2 separate regions of the Homo sapiens genome follow, and region 2 is linked to region 1. The links are chromatin loops, found by intact Hi-C in ENCODE. Cell type or tissue: endothelial cell of umbilical vein. All regions are shown on one strand.

The links. A loop is a pair of places that touch in the nucleus more often than their neighbours do. Peaks named below come from ENCODE experiments on the same cell type or tissue, not always from the same donor. Only the 100,000 strongest peaks of a DNase experiment are listed, where the experiment ranks them.
Region 2: it touches region 1 in a loop (3-fold over the local background); 16 of 110 quality-filtered maps call a loop at or near these places.

Annotation. Positions count from the first base shown.
Region 1 is chr15:52,251,570-52,259,569 of GRCh38, forward strand. It overlaps MYO5C (myosin VC), which reads right to left. Exons shown (of 41, transcript NM_018728.4): 11 at 5,070-5,151; 12 at 1,748-1,888. Among named protein-coding and RNA genes, the nearest start is that of MIR1266, 22 kb to the right of the region's middle. RefSeq lists an enhancer at 5,748-6,324. In endothelial cell of umbilical vein, a CTCF peak has its summit at 4,912 (motif pointing right); DNase peaks (open chromatin) are centred at 1,392, 3,642 and 4,952; H3K27ac peaks cover 2,803 bases.
Region 2 is chr15:52,675,391-52,683,390 of GRCh38, forward strand. It overlaps ATOSA (atos homolog A), which reads right to left and starts at 3,998. Exons shown (of 13, transcript NM_001385016.1): 1 at 3,438-3,998; 2 at 2,616-2,732. The coding sequence starts at 2,631. LOC105370821 (a long non-coding RNA gene) reads left to right here and starts at 4,215. Exons shown (of 4, transcript XR_932255.4): 1 at 4,215-4,303. RefSeq lists enhancers at 2,694-2,763, 2,894-3,033 and a silencer at 3,614-3,933. In endothelial cell of umbilical vein, no CTCF peak of the experiment used is centred here; DNase peaks (open chromatin) are centred at 2,911, 3,361 and 4,021; H3K4me3 peaks cover 2,613 bases; H3K27ac peaks cover 2,188 bases; H3K27me3 peaks cover 1,404 bases.

The sequences.
Region 1 (8,000 bases):
GTGAGGAAAAGCACTAATTCTAAGAAACCAAGGTGATTTGGCACTTAGTGAACTGCTCTCAATTAGAGGCTTTTTATTTATTTATTTATTTATTTATTTATTTATTTATTTTTGAGATGGAGTCTGGCTCTTCCACCCAGGCTGGAGTGTGATGACGCGATCTTGGCTCACTGCAACCTCTGCCTCCTGGGTTCAAGCGATTCTCCTGCCTCAGTCTCCTAAGTAGCTGGGATTACAAGTGCCTGCTACCATGCCTGACTAATTTTTGTATTTTTAGTAGAGACGGGGTTTCACCATGTTGGCCAGGCTGGCCTCCAACTCCTAACCTCAGGTGATCCACCCACCTTGGCCTCCCCAAAGTGCTGGGGTTACAGGCAAGAGCCACTGCGCCTGGCCTTAGAGGCTTTTAAAAAAGCAACTTTAGGCATTAATTTATCCTTGATCTTAATCTTTAGGGCACTTTAAAAATTATTATTAATTGACAAATAACAATTATATATATTTGTGGGGTATTTGATGTGATATTTTAATGGATACATCAAAGTCTCTTTAGAAGAACAAAACTTTAAAAAGAAATGGTCACACAATGACTTTAGAATGAAGAATTTTATTTCTATAAAATAGGCAGTATTTTATTTCTTCCCAAAGAAATCTAAAGGTTCAGGAAAAAATAGTGTGGGTTCCATTACACGAACATGACCTTTATTCACGGGTGAATGGGAAAAGACTGGCACCTGAATAGAGAGTCCTCCCCTTCCCCTGCCTCAGGAAAATAGTTTTTCTTATTTTACTTCCTAATTAACTCACTCCTTGAAATAAGGGCATACCTCCTTGTACTAAGCTAGTTGCGAAATTTGATCTTGATACATGTGATTTTTTTTTTTTTGAGATGGAAACCCCATCTCTACTAAAAATACAAAAATTGGCCGGGCGCAGTGGCTCATGCCTGTAATCCCAGCACTTTGGGAGGCCGAGGCAGGCGGATCACGAGGTCAGGAGATCCAGACCATCCTGGCTAACATGGTGAAACCCCGTCTCTACCAAAAATACAAAAAATTAGCTGGGCATGGTGGTGTGCGCCTATAATTCCAGCTACTCCGGAGGCTGGAACAGGAGAATCACTTGAACTCAGGAAGCGGAGGTTGCAGTGAGCCGAGATGGCACCACTGCACTCCAGCCTGGGTGATAGAGCAAGACTCCGTCTCAAAAAAAAAAAAAATCCTTTAACCCCGAAACCTTATTAATCCTCACTTTGGGATTATTTGTTCTTGTGGCCCCATGAGAGACACTGCCAGGCTGGCCTACTTCAGAGTTTCCCAGAGGGAAATGGTAAGAAGAAAACTCTAGAAAGCTCTTCTGGTGAATCATACGATGTTGATTTTTCTTGATGACTCACAAGAATCAGGATGTAAAAGAAAACTCAATTCTTATTAGTCACCGACAACTTGAGTGGAGTCACTTGCTGTTTTCATGCATGTTTCTACATACACTTTGGGACAGCCTCCATGCTGGAAGTCAGGTAAAAGAGGTGGTGCAGCTCCCCAAGCGTGGTCTACACAGGCTGAGGGCAAAAGGCCCAGTGGGCCCTCTGGGGTCCCTGCTGTGGATGCTGTCCCAGCATTAATATCCATCCAACCAACTGGATAAACATCAGGACTTCACAAGCACACTTCAAAAAAACTGCTTTGCAAAATGCTCATCTGTTACTACTTAAAAGCTGAAAAAAACAATTATTCTTAAAAGTTACCAAACATTCTTCATCCAGTAACTCCAGAATTCCCATTTTTGCTTCAATCAGGTCAATAACTGGTTGATTGTCATAAAAATCTATCAGCGTCCAAGGTATATCTTCCTTCATGTATTCTTCTTGTTCCAGTTTGAAGACATGCTGGGAATCCAAAGTTAATACAGAAAGTAAAACAGAATATTAAAATACGTTTCCAAAGAGCAGGATGTAAGCATTTGGAAAATGTAAATGGTTGATCTGTAATATTTATGTTTAAAAAGAAGGACCCTGAAGTATAGACAAGGCCCATACCGTGATCAATACCGCCGAGTTCCTAAAGCGAGTCTAGCTGTCATCCTCCCACCTAGTCTGAGTGGGTCTCTACCTCCTAGGACATGGCTTGGGCCAGCCTGTGTCACCACCAGCACCACATGGTACTCAGTGTGGTCCTACAGCCCCTTCCTGCTAGCAGCTATCCAAGGACAGATCCAGCCTCTTTGGCCTAATGCAGCCTGGCTGGGTGGAGCCAGCTACCTGAGAATGCTAGCTGCGGGGCCGGTGGGAGAAGCCCACTGCTTAGAGATCTTCGTGCACTACTCACTTGGGCTGTAAGGGTATCAGGGAGGCTTCCCAGAGGATGTACTCAGGCTTACCATGGAGGATGAAAGAAAGTTTGGCTGGCAGGTGGTGAGGTGGGGTAGGGTGGGGTGGGGTGGGGCATCAAGAAAACCCTCCTATGGAGGAATCCCAGTGGGAACCACATGAAAGCTCAATGGGTGCTTGAGAAACGCACCTCAAGCAGGTTAGAAATTACAGGAGGACAGCAGCAATGTGGTGGCAAAGAATGGTACAGTCAAATCACCTGAGACCTTCACACCCTCCTTAGAGAATTCTGGGCCTATGGCCTTTTTCTAGGAGCAGTGAGGACCCGCTGGAGGGCGGAGGGGTTATGATGAGACCTGGAGGATGGCTCAGAGGAGGGAAGAACCGGAGGCAGTGAGACCAATGAGGACTCAGCCCGATGCTCTTGATGGCTGGGACTCAGGGAGGAGGAAGAGGAGCGAAGAGGTCAGGATGAATGTCAGGCTCAGGACATGGGGTCCATGGCGTGACTTGACCACAGAAAGTCACGTGGAGGGTAAGCGGGCTGAGAGGAGAAGGTGGCACCGGCACTTCTACACTTGCTACTGCTGAGCTCCCTGGGGGCATCAGGTGCAAGGCCCAGTGGCAGCCAGAAGAGGGGGACTGGAGATCAGGAGAGTCCTACCCAAAGCTTTCTGTGCTGACAATTGAAGATACTACCCCTCCTGGGAGGATCTACACATTGATGGATGACTCAGAAAAAGGAGAAGAGGAAAAAGGAAGAGAAGGAGGAGGAAGTGGAAGAGGAAGAAGAACAGGAGAGGAGAACAAAAGCAAAAAAAAAAAAATAGAATTACAGCCTCTGATTTGTGATTTTTGGCAAGACATCTGGTATAAGTGTCACTTTGAGGTTAAGGTGGACATGTTGGGGAGCAGCACGCCATTGCAGCCAGGGAACAGGGTAGCAGCCACAGAGAGTTTGACTTCAGGTGAGTTATACTGAATATGCACTTGGAATAAACCTCAGCTGTAGTTATTAATGTTAAACTTCCAGGAGAGCCTTGCAAATGCTAAAGAAATGAAATTTACAATGGAATGAAATTTAATGGTTATACATGAATTAATTCTGGGCCAAAAAAAAAAAAAGAAACTTCTACTGAGTAGGATTCAATGTTAGGTCTTCTCACAATATTAGACAGTTATTATTGACTCTTTTTAAATTGATACATAATAGTTGTACATAGTTTTGTGGTACATGTGATATTCTGACACATACATACAATGTGTAATGATGACTCATTTTTAAAACAAGGAAACAGAGGCTCAGAGAACCCAAGGTCCCAGAGGGAGGTGGTAGAGCTGAGATTCAAACCCAATTTAGTTTGAGCCAAAGCCCACACTCTCCAAGACGTCATGCTATGTTTTCCTCAGGGGTTCTGAGGGAGCATAAGACTGGACACTAACAAAGGTATAACCTTTCCTTGGAGTAACTGTTAGGGTATTAAAGTGTGATTTCTATTATGAACTGGAATCACCATTCTTCCCATAAACATGTAGCCAAAGTTTAGAATGTAAGCTAAAGGGAAAATGTGAGTTAGTAAAGCATTTTAGCTTTCATGGCTTTTCAGAAACAGAGCCAAATATAAATGTTAAGGAGGCAATTATAAAAAAAATATGAGAGTAGTTTCATGGTAGGGCCAATGTAGAAAGATGTTCAATCAACTTTTAATTTCATTGACTTCTGTTAGGAGCAGAAAGGCGTCAGTACTGTTGGGAATTCAAAAGTGAATTCAATAAAGTTCTTGCATCTAGGGAACTGATTTAAGAGGTTGAAATTGTATTCAATACACATAGCAATAATAAATGCCCAAACAGCCACAAGTAGCATTTACTCAACATTTTTTAAATTGTTTTATTCATCTTTCTACCTCAGCACTTAACTTGGTACCTGGTATACACAGTATACACTCAAAAACGTCTTTTGAATAAACAAATCTTCCCAGTGGAAAAAAAAAATTGGAATCCATCTCCTGTCTGTTTCCATGGGATGATACATTTGATCTTATTGTTAGTTAGGAAGGTACCATATATGTCTTGTTCTAAATTAAGGTTGGAGAAACTCATTCCCATAATCCATTGGCCATCTGCTGTTTAGTGCTGCATGTGCCGAGATAAGCACTGGGCTGAGAGAGACAAAGAATGCCAGTCCTGGCCTCTCCAGGTGACCAAGTCTATTTGGAAACTTGCATGCAAATGATGATAATTCCATGTGACAGGCCTGCGATAAGGAAGCACATAGGAAGAGGCCAGGAGGTATCGCAGGAGGCTCTCAGGGAAGCTGGATCTCAAAACACAAGCTGGAGTTGGCCACGTGAAGATAAAGCAATGGGGAAATAACAGGAGCACGTGGGTTAAGGCAGAGAAAGCAGCAAGTGCAAAGACAGAGAGGCTCGAAAGAAAGTGGAGGCCTCAGGCAACCAACTAAATAGTTTTGTCTGGCTGCACAGAGGGTCTGTATCCAAGAAGGGCAGTGAGGCTCACACATTGGCAGGTGATTCAAAAAAGATGAAATAGATGAGAGGGTGTGATTTCAAGATTTGGCCACAAGGTGGTGCAGTGACCCAGCGTGAGGCTCCTTGCATAAAAATTTGCAACCTCAAGAAAGAAGAATGCCTCTTTCCACGAACACACACACACACACACACACACACGCGCGCGCGCGCGGCTGAGAACTAGTCAAGAAGGCAGAAAGGTCACCTACCATGTTAAACTGTTGTTGCAGTTTTTCATTAGCGTAATTGATGCAAAATTGTTCAAAGCTGTTCACATCAAAGGTTTCAAAACTGAAATACAATTTAAACAAGTTAAAATATAACCTGAAGCAAGACATATGCATTTGTTTATAGATATTTTTTGACACTTAAAAGCTTAAACGTTTGCTATGTCTTCTACAAGTTTTAAATACCCCTCAAAGCTTCTGGTTTTAATGATATCCTAGTAGTCAGTTTATAAATAACCCTTTTCCTGGTTGTCCCCCGGAAGAAATCTGGTAGGTATAAAACACCTACCTCAAGCCAGGCATTAAAATAAGCATGTCACCATATGGTGTAGTCCGCACAACAACAGTGATATTGGCAATTATTATTCTGACTTTATAGGTCAGAAAATAAGCCCGAGAGGTTAAGAAACTTGCCAAAGGTCACACAGCTTGTGTCAGAACTTAGCTGCGAAGCTGCCTGACTGTGATGCCTGTGCCTCCAATGAGAAGGCAATGTGGTTTCCTATTCTCTCCTTGTCTGTTGAGGGGAGGAGCAGCACAACTGCAGCACAATTTTGCCTCCCTAAGGGGTGCTTTCATAGCTCCTAGAGGAAAAGGGCAAAGTCATTTCATATCCTACAGCCCAGCACACCCCATCAGGGACGAGACAGACATGGCTGGCTTCCATATTCAGACTTTCATCAGCTGCCTCTGCAGTTGCCTTGGAGTTGCAAGCTCAAGAACTGAGAGGAGCCCTTGGGGAGGCAGCTGCTACTCAGCTCCTGCCGGATGTAGCCATGGATGAATGCGGCCCAGGATGTTAGATTAATTGATTCTTAAGAAAAGTCAGAAAACTGGGACTTTTAAGTGAATAATCCCACTCTGCAAAACGTGGGCCGAACAAAACAGAGGCACCAAATTTACCACCTGGCCAGATGAGCTCCTGCTGGAAGGCAGCTTGCTGAGCACTTTTAAGGTGTCAGCATTTATGCACGTCACCTCCTATAACCCTAACACAGCCCTATGTGAAGGGCTCCTGTGACTCCACTGTCACACACGAGGGTCAGAGAAGGAGTGACCATGGTGAGGACCAACAGCCAGCAAGTGGTGCCAGAAATGCAATTCGACCCCAGTGCTTGGTGCCTCCAAAGCTTTGTTCTTAATCGCTCTAATCCTGAGAGGTTCCTGCCGGCTCCTATCACAGGTCCCCTGGGAGTCTCACTTGACTGAGCTGGTTTGGCTCAATCTGGAATTCCTGGGCAGGGTAAGAACCTGGACTGTCCTCTAGACAGCTCCAGGGTGATTCATAGCAGCTCTGACAGCCCCATTCCACACGCAGCCTTGGTGGCTCAGAGATTCGGAGGCTGGTCTGCTCATGGAAGCAAGGCCAGGGCTGGGCCTGGGGGAAGATTAAAAAGGGTCTCACTGAGCTCTGCAGCTCACAGCTGGGGCCAAGGGCAGGGCTTTCTAGAACCTGGCAAAATGTCAAACATCAATGCATTATTTTGGGGCACAAAAATCTGAAGTTTAGGACCCATGGAAAGACCTAGATCTGTGACTTAAAATGCTAGAGGCACATTGGCTATGAAAACACTTCACACTGGAACCATGCTTATGGTTTTCAAGGTACCTGCATAATTTCTTCCATCATATGTTCAAAATCACCCTGCAAGAGAGGCCCCATCTTGTAGATGCAGAAACTAAGGCTTGGAGAGGTTCTGTGACTTTCTTGAGGTCACGTAACTGGTATGCTACGGAGCTCATTCCCAGGGGTCTGACCCCCAGACCCAGGTTTTTCCAACTCTGGGTCCAAAGAACATAAATACACGACAGGCTGGGGAGTCACCAGCCTTCATTCACTCTCAGCTTAGACCTTGAAGCTCACAGCTTCAGCTTTACTGGCTTTCAAAGATGCTAAGTCTTCCTTTGAGGCTTCCTTATTTCCAAGTCAAAAAGAGCTTTCTCAAAAGTTGCAGGTATGCCTAGGCGAGGGTTAGCCTAGAAGCGAGGCTGCTGGAGGGGGCGGGAAAGGCTTGGCCCCAGGCTGCAGCCCTGCTGCCTAGAGGAAAGCTGATTTTTTTGGAGGCGTATCATGAACTCAAGGGTGGCAGCAAACAGGCTATTGTTAGAATTTTTGAGAGGAATCTTAAAATAATTTACTCTAACAAGTCTTTGTGTATTTATAAATACTCTTGTCTCAGGTTTTTCCACATAGCTGAAAAATTCAAATTCCTTATTACAGTGGTTCTGGATCCTGCCTGGGGGCCACCGTCCAGCTCACTACTCCTTGCACATGGCTGCCCTTGCTCTGTCCCCACCCTCTGCTAACCTCCAGCACACCTTCCTCCCTTCCCAGGACTCATCCTAACCTCTACTGCCGGCCTGCTGCCCTCACCAGTCTCAGTCCCACGGTGGCAGGAGCCGTACATCTATGCTGTTCAACCACTGCCTCCAACACAGTGCCTGGGACATAAACATCTGTTAGATAAAAATATGAAATAATGGCTGGGTGCAGTGGCTCACGCCTGTAATCCCAGCACTTTGGGAGGCCGAGATGGACAGATCACAAGGTCAGGAGATCGAGACCATCCTGGCTAATACGGTGAAACCCAGTCTCTACTAAAAATAAAAAAAATCAGCCGGGCGTAGTGGCAGGTGCCTGTAGTCCCAGCTACCCAGGAGGCTGAGACAGGAGAATCGCTTGAACCTGGGAGGCAGAGGTTGCAGTGAGCCGAGATGGTGCCACTGCACTCCAGCCTGGGCAACAGAGCAAGACTCCGTCTCAAAAAAAAAAAAAAGAAAAAAAAGAAAGAAATAATATACTGTTAAAATAAAGGACTGTCATTTAAAAATACATCTTAAAAACACCCAAAAGAACAGGGAATAACAGAATAATTACGTATTTCCACCACAATGAAACAGGACTATTTTTAA
Region 2 (8,000 bases), 420 kb after region 1:
ATTTTTCCTGACCCCCACCTTAAACTTTTACAGTTAGCCAACCAACTACCACACCCAATCATGTACGATAAGAGGCTATTGTATTTATTTAGAAACTTTAACTCTTTGAAGCACAGCTGTCTTTCACAAAACTATAATCTGAGTCTCTACATTAAAATCCACACTTTACTCACACTCTGAATGAGCATCTGAGAAGTTCTCCTATTTATGTTCATCTTATAGAAAACTTAGTGTTAGGCCGGGCGCGGTGGCTCACGCCTGTAATCCCAGCACACTGGGAGGCCGAGGCGGGCGGATCACGAGCTCAGGAGATCGAGACTATCCTGGCTTACACGGTGAAACCCTGTCTCTACTAAAAATACAAAAAATTAGCCGGGCGTGGAGGCGGGCGCCTGTAATCCCAGCTACCGAAGGCTGAGGCAGGAGAATGGCGTGAACCCGGGAGGCGGAGCTTGCAGTGAGCGGAGATTGCGCCACTGCACTCCAGCCTGGGCGACAGAGCGAGACTCCGTCTCAAAAAAAAAAAAGAAAAAGAAAAAAAAAGAGAGAAAACTTAGTGTTAAGTACGGTTATCTAATTATCTAGCTCAGAGACTAAAAGCAGGAAAATTAAAAGGTGACAAGGATAAATATATTAACAACAAAAACTGTTGACAGCCAGGGAACATAAAAATCAGAATAAAAAAAGATAGGCTGAGATGGTTTAAACTAGAGACAAAAAAATCTCAAACCAGAAGCGTGAACATTTTTTAAATGTCTCCACATATCATGATTACAACTAAAAATATTTTGACGTTTAAAAAGTTTCAATTATCCAGAAAATTCATTTATATAGGATAGTTCTTTGGACACCAATGTAGTTTAAAAAAAAAAATGAAGTGTAACTGTTTTCTCGTTAAGAGTTGTCCATAACTCTGCCTTTCAAATTGCAGGTCATCATGACCCATTAATTGGTGAAGAAATCAATTCAATGGGTGGTGACAGCAATTTTTCAAAACGTGAAATAGAATAGAAAATACAACATTACATTGCGCACAGTAAGGGTAAGTACGTTTGTGAAAAGCTTATTTCAATATTTCTGTACTAGTTTGCTAAGTAAAAGATTACTTACACTGGTTTTAGTAAAAGAAAAAAAAAGCCATGGGTCTAAAGGTTTATGTTATTATTATGGAATATAATCACAATACTAAACTCACAATCCCATCATCTTTACCTGAGAATGCTAAAGAAAGCTACAATTTTTAAGGTGAAAACTTCTTTGGAAATCTTGATGAATAAATTTGTTTCCCCTAAAAATCTATATCAGTACGTAACTAAACATTTTATTGTGTTTAACACTAGTTTTGGCTGCAAATACTATTTTTAAAACTGCTTATGACTGTAAAGCAACTTTTCACAACAATTCAAAATAAATAGTGACTTTGATTTTATTTGCTTGTTTATTCTGAGAATCAATTACTAACCTTGGTGCCATTTTTCCAAAGTGATTGATGTAATCTAAAAATCTAAACTTGGCATTCTACACAAGGAACCTGCTCAGGAGCAATACACTTACTAATACTTGATACATACATAGCTGCTGCCTGATTGTATGTAATAGCCAACACCTAAAACTAATTTAAATCACTAAATTAAGTATGGTTTTCTCCAATTCCTTCTGGTGCATTTCAATAGACCTATTTTACCCAGAAAATTTGTCTAATCACTTTGAAAAAATATATGGAAAAACAACCAGTTTAATATATATAAATTTTAAAATAAGCATCTAATTCGTAGGATAAATTAACATTTCCAATCCTAAAGACTTGGATTTGGAAGGAAATCTGTCATCTAGTCCAGCCCCCTACCAAATAAAATAATCCCCACTTCACAATGTTCCTTGGAATCAAACTCATATCTGACTGAAAAGCTCTCACTACTAACCACTACTATATTAACATCTTCTAAAATTGGTTCTTGCCATTAATCAGAAGACTGATAAAGAATTACCTTGAAGTCCTTGAAAAGCAGTGTATATATTATTCTTATAAATCCTGAAAATACAGGTTTAGAAAAGAAGTGACATTTACTTATCACCAGGGATTTCAGTGGCCCAAACTGTCCATATGCTGGTATATTGAATACTGGAGTACTCTGCAAACTTTTGGAGTTTGCTTAAAGCACAAAAATCAACTAATCAAAGTAGTAATAAAATAACAGTTGTCAACTCAAGCTTAAGTTTTCTCTTCATTTTATCAAGTTCACATTCAAGTTTAAAAAGCTTATGAACTTCTTGAAAGTTGAAGTTAGATTGACTACCTAAAAACGAGCAAGTACAACTCTAAAATGATACCTGTATTGTGGCAACAGATACAAATACCATTCTTTACTTTCATTTTGAGATACACTAGAATCTCTCTTGAAGCTAGTGCTTCAGAAGCACTTTTGTAAAAACGCTTAACCTTCTCTTCCATATGCCTTTCTCTACCTCACCAGCTGGAATCTGTCACAAAAACAGATAATCACATATGATACAGAAATAGTTGATCCTACTGCAGAATTAGGTTAACACTTCTAAATTGAGGCATAGAAAAGAAGGGGGTGGGGGAACAAGCCCTACTTAAACAAATCATTTACCTCGGTCTGGCTTCATTTTCACATCCAATTTTCGCCCAGAGTGCTGTGAAATGCACCTGTGGGTTCTTTCAACAGGCTCGCCGCTGATTCTACGGCTTCTGCTTCGCTTTCAAAATGCTGAAAGAGACAAAAATAAAATTAATCTGGCCCTATTCTAATACCCGGACCTTGCAAGTAAACTACTGTTAAGTTAGGCCTCTTCCTGGCACCAACTGCGGTGACAGCACCCTCGGCTGGTCTGAAAAAAGCAAAACTCTCTGCACCGCCTCCCCCATCTCCTCCGGATCGAGCACCCCCTTCCCTGCCTCTGTGCTCTCCAGGCCAATGTGTCCTTCTGACACAGTCTCTGAACCAAAACAGGATCTATTTATAACCTGGAGGTACAGGCAAGAAGAAGAAAAAGATTTGAGCAACACAAACTAACCCCTTCGTACAAAAACGCCTCTGGAAACAGAGGCACCTCCGCAGGGCTGGTATGGAAATTCTTCCACCTGGTGCCTGGGCGCAGCCAACTCTTCCAGTCCCCTGCGCCTCCCGAGCCCTCCGCCCGCCCCGCCGGGCCTCACCTGTGTAATTACCCTCTGGCTAGCCTTCCTGCGGCAACCGCGGCCAAGTTTACACAGAAACCCGAGTCACCTCCTCCCGCCCAGCCCCCAGCCCCAAACGAACTCTTCCGGGCTGTCCCGGGGCGACCCTACCAACTCCCAACCAGTCCTCCGCGGCCGGCTCCGGGGGAGGTGTTTACAGCCTGTGCTCGCCCCCTGCTCTGCACAACCCCTTCCGTCCCGCCGCGGCCCCGGATTTCCTTCAGCCCCGCCGCACCGAGCGCCGCGTCTGCCCCTCTCCCCGCTGGAGAGTTGTTTTCATGGCGCTCTCGAGCTGGCCGGCTCCTCCGCTCCCTCGGCCGACCTCTGCTGACTAACTCGCTCTCCTCTCCCGTCCCAATCCCGCCTCCTCTTGGCACTTCTCTCCACCGCTCGCCCAGCAGCTCACATCACACTCCCACCTCAGACCCCAGGCTCCGAGAGGCGCAGGGCCAGCGGGAGCGGAGTATGGAGCGCAGCGGCCCCCGCGGCTGCCTCAGGTGACCGTGGGGACCCGAGACGACCAGCCCGAAGCGGCTCCCCGGCGCCCCTGTGGCCATCCACCCGCGCCTCAGCCACCGCCTCGCTCCGCTCCCTGCGCTCAGCCCCTCCGCCCTGCCTGACTGGCACCCGAGCCCCGCGACCCCCGGGCTTCCCCCGCCCGTAGCCCCGGCCGGCCCTCTTGCCCAGCGCCTCTGCCAGCTCCTTGCCCGCCCGCTGTCTCTAGCTCTGGCGCCCCGGCTCCCCGTCCCCCTCGCTCGGCCAGTTCTTTCTCTGCTGTTTGCCCTGTCAAAACACTGCCTAGGTCACGTGTCCCAACAACAGCCAACCCACCCCGGTCGTCACTTCCTCCCCGGCGGCCTCCGCGGCCCTGGCGCCCGGTTACTATGGCAATGCCGCCGCTCGCCCCGGGGCGCTAGTTTGGGGCCGGGTTTTCGGTGCAGGTGCCCGGCGGGTGCGAGGGCGCTGGAGATGGCGGCTGGGAGACACCAGCAGAGTCCCGGAAGCCCGAGACGTCCCAGGCACTTCGGTTGCGCTCCCAGCCGGCAGAGGCGCGCCTGGATTCTGAGACCAGGAATCGGAGCTGCGCTATTAGAGCGCAGGGTAACTGGGGAGATGTCATCCAAAGGCCTGCCCCAGACGTGGAGGATAATTATAGTCGTCGTCTCCTCCTCCTCCTCCTCCTCCTCCTCCTCCTCCTCCTCCCCCCTCCCCCTCCTTCCCCCCCTCCTCCTCCTCCTCCTCCTCCTCCCGGGATGCTGGCACAGAGTTGTGATCGAGCCCCAAGTGGATTGCAGCGCATAATGGAACCCGGGTTTAATGTGACCGGGACGGGGGGTGGGCAGCTATGCGGGTCAGGGAGTGGGAGAATTTAAGAACAGGAAGCCCACCCCCACCCTAGATTTTCCCAAATCACTAAGGATTTTAGTAGGATTCAGAACCCAAGCTTCCAAGACACTCGCTGTGCTAAAAATAATCTTCATAACTTCTAAAACACTGACTCATGGGCAGGAGGACACTTTGACAGCATGTTATTGTTGGGGAGCTGTAATTTTGTTGTTGTGCTATAGCAATGTGACATGATGGCATTTCATGTTGTGATGTTGTCGTCATTTAAACACAAACAGATGACAGGAATCTGCTGTACTTAAAAAAAAACCCAATCCTAACAAGCGCTGCAGCTATTAGCTACTCAGTCTATAGACAAAGTACATATGGGGCATGAGCCCAAATGGAGACAAGTAAAAATTTGCAAGGCTCTTTGGTTTCATTAGAAAAAGTTTTTTTTTTAGATATAATTTTGCATAAAAGGATCACAGGAAAGTATTAGGACAAGTCTAAGGGGATTTTTTTTATTTGTGCCCTTCTGTTTTAAAATTTTTTTTACAATGAGTCTATTATTTTCACATCAGAAGAGTTTTATAAACTGCAAGATTGGCAGTTCCATTTTTTTGGCCTCAGGTAAAGTTCTTATGAAAAAGGCATGAAATATTTAAAAAGTAACATTTTCTAGTGCTTAGATATGTACAGTAAAATAACATGTACAACTGAAATTGTTAACCTTAACTCCACGATTGTATCTAATCAGAGCGGAGAGAACATTCAGGAGGGTAACATTTCATTTTCTCTGAAATGTTCTGGCATCATGACGATGAAACTGACAAATGGAAACAGTTCTTTAATCTATAAAATGCTACAAATGTTAAATCCCAGTGGATTTGACTTTGATATTATTGAATACTGTATTATGTAGTTTTTAAAAAATGAACTGAAGTTTTACTTGTTCTACAAGCACTTGGTAATGGGAGACAGAACAGTTACAGATAAGCCAAAAACCTAAATTTAGCACAACAGCTGGGACCAAATAACAGCTATTGTAAAAGGCTTACTGGGTGAACAGGCAGCAAAATCTGGTTTAGCTTCTTTCTTCCTCTATCTAATGCAAAAGAGGTAAAAAGACCAGGAAATGTTGAGAGCAGAAGCCAAGACTATTAGTGTGTAGCACAAACTATTCTCTTTTAAATAATTTTTAACAGCACTTGGGTAAATGATGATGTCAACATTTGTTAGACTAACCTGAAGTTTTTTTAAATTTAGAATCTTAAACCTGTTCAAAAATTTGAAATCATTATGGCAGCAGAAAAAGTATTTAAAAGGTGTATTTCTGACTCATTATTCAAATTGTTTCATTCCATAATATGCATTTACTGAATACTACCTGCTAGGCTCATACAAGTCTCTGAGAATGTAAAGGTCACCAAAACCAGATAGGGTCACTACTTTCAAGGAGCTTATAGTACTATTACAGTTACATGGCCCTAATCAAGTCACATTCTAACACCTTTGTTTCACCTATAAAAGTGAGGTGTTTAGACTCTGACAATAGTTATCGCTTTCTTTTATCCTATGATTATGTAACACATGTTCAGAGCGTTTGGAAATAATGACTTGAAATGGCAATTCACTCTAAGGTGCTCTGTTCACACCTCAGAGCACATAAACAGAACAAATGTTTCTAGTTCCTAGTTGGTGAAGGGTAAGGGTAAGCAAGGGAATCAAGATAGCTGGCAGGAACCTTACCCTCTTTTCATCTGATTTGCTTTCCATTTTGCTTTCCCCTAGGGTTTCAAAGCCGTATATGAGTAATTAACTTCAAAAAAAAGTTAACTCATCTTCAGCAACTCATCTTCATCCCCTCAACTTTTACAGATTTTGTTGAAATGGGTGGTGTATGATCAATCTGTAATGACTGTCTCTAAGTTCTTTTACTTATTAAGGTGATGAGGATAACTGGTTTGCTCACTTTATGAATACAAGGCTGTTACGATGACCAAAGTCATGGAACCAGTCCAGGCTACCAGGATGAGCTCCACCAGAGCAGGGATTGGTACCTTCTTCTTTCTTGTATCCCTAGCACTTAGTAAAGAACTGGATATAAAGTAGGAGCTCAATAAATATTAACCTATGTATTCTCTAATATGCTTTTCTTGTGCATGCCTGTAGTCTGCATGTCTAATACTGGCTGGCATTTTCTCCCTAGTGGGATAAAGGTAGAGTTGAGAAATTGGTGGGTAGCACAAATTTCATTTGTAAATGACACATTTTCATTATACTTTTGGGGCAATGTATATATTATATGTTGTCTCATAATAGTAGGAACCCATTGTGGGTTGAAATGTGTTCTCCCCTCAAAAAAAAAAAAATTGTGTTGCAGTCCTACTCCCATCCCCCATCTGTGAATGTGAACTTAGATATGTACAGTAATGAAGTTAAGATGAGGTGGATTATTAGGGTAGATTCCAAATCCAGTGACTAATGTCCTGATAAGAAGGAGAGGTTTGAAGGTAGAAGACACACAGGGAAGATGGCCATGTGACTAAGAAAAAGAATGGAGGTTCTGAATGGTTACTCAAACATGAAGATCTTTAATTCTGTAGAAGTTAACAGTAAATGAGTGAAAAATGTTAAGATATCTCTAGTATCTTAAAAGAACAACTCTATGACCCATAGCTAGAGGATAATCATGAATAAGTGGTTGAGAGTCAAATGAAGATACATTATTTTAAAGATGGTAATCAGTACATCTTATTTGCCATGAAATATTGTAGAAATAAAGATGAGTAGAATTAAAATGTATAAATAAATCTGTTCTTGCAAAGTTAAAAAGAAAAATGTACTTTTAGTACTTGTTGAAACAAGATGAAATGCAAGCTATCTTTTCCATATCTAAATTGTTTCTGATTATCCACTTAAATTCAGTACAGTTAATTTCTAAGAGAGAAAGATCATGGAGTCATTGCTAAGGCATTGGCTTCTGTAAACAACCTTCTACCTTCACATAAGTTGGTTGTCTGGTTTATTCTTTTTTGAGGTTCCTGTTTGTCTACCCTCTAAAACCACAGGTATAAGGAAGTAAAAATGTATTCTTTCTGGTCCCAGTCTGCGTAAGTGTCTTAGGGCTTAGAAATACAAGGGCCTCTAAACTTCAAGGTGGATAAACCTTTAATTAACCTGACAATTTTGCTGAGCTGCTGGAGGTCTCCGACCCACCAAGACTTAATGTCTTTTTAAAGAATAATAATGGCCGTTTTTTGTGACAGTAACTGTGCTCAGCATTTTACATATATATTTGATCCAAAGAGGGTGATAACTATTTCTCAGATTAGGAAATTGAGGCTCAGAGAAACAAGTAACTTTCCCAAAGCTATATTTAATAAGTAGAAGGCAGCCGCTTCCTGAATGGACTCATTTAATTTCCACTACAATATTCTGAAATAAGTTAAATAATTTCAAAATTTTC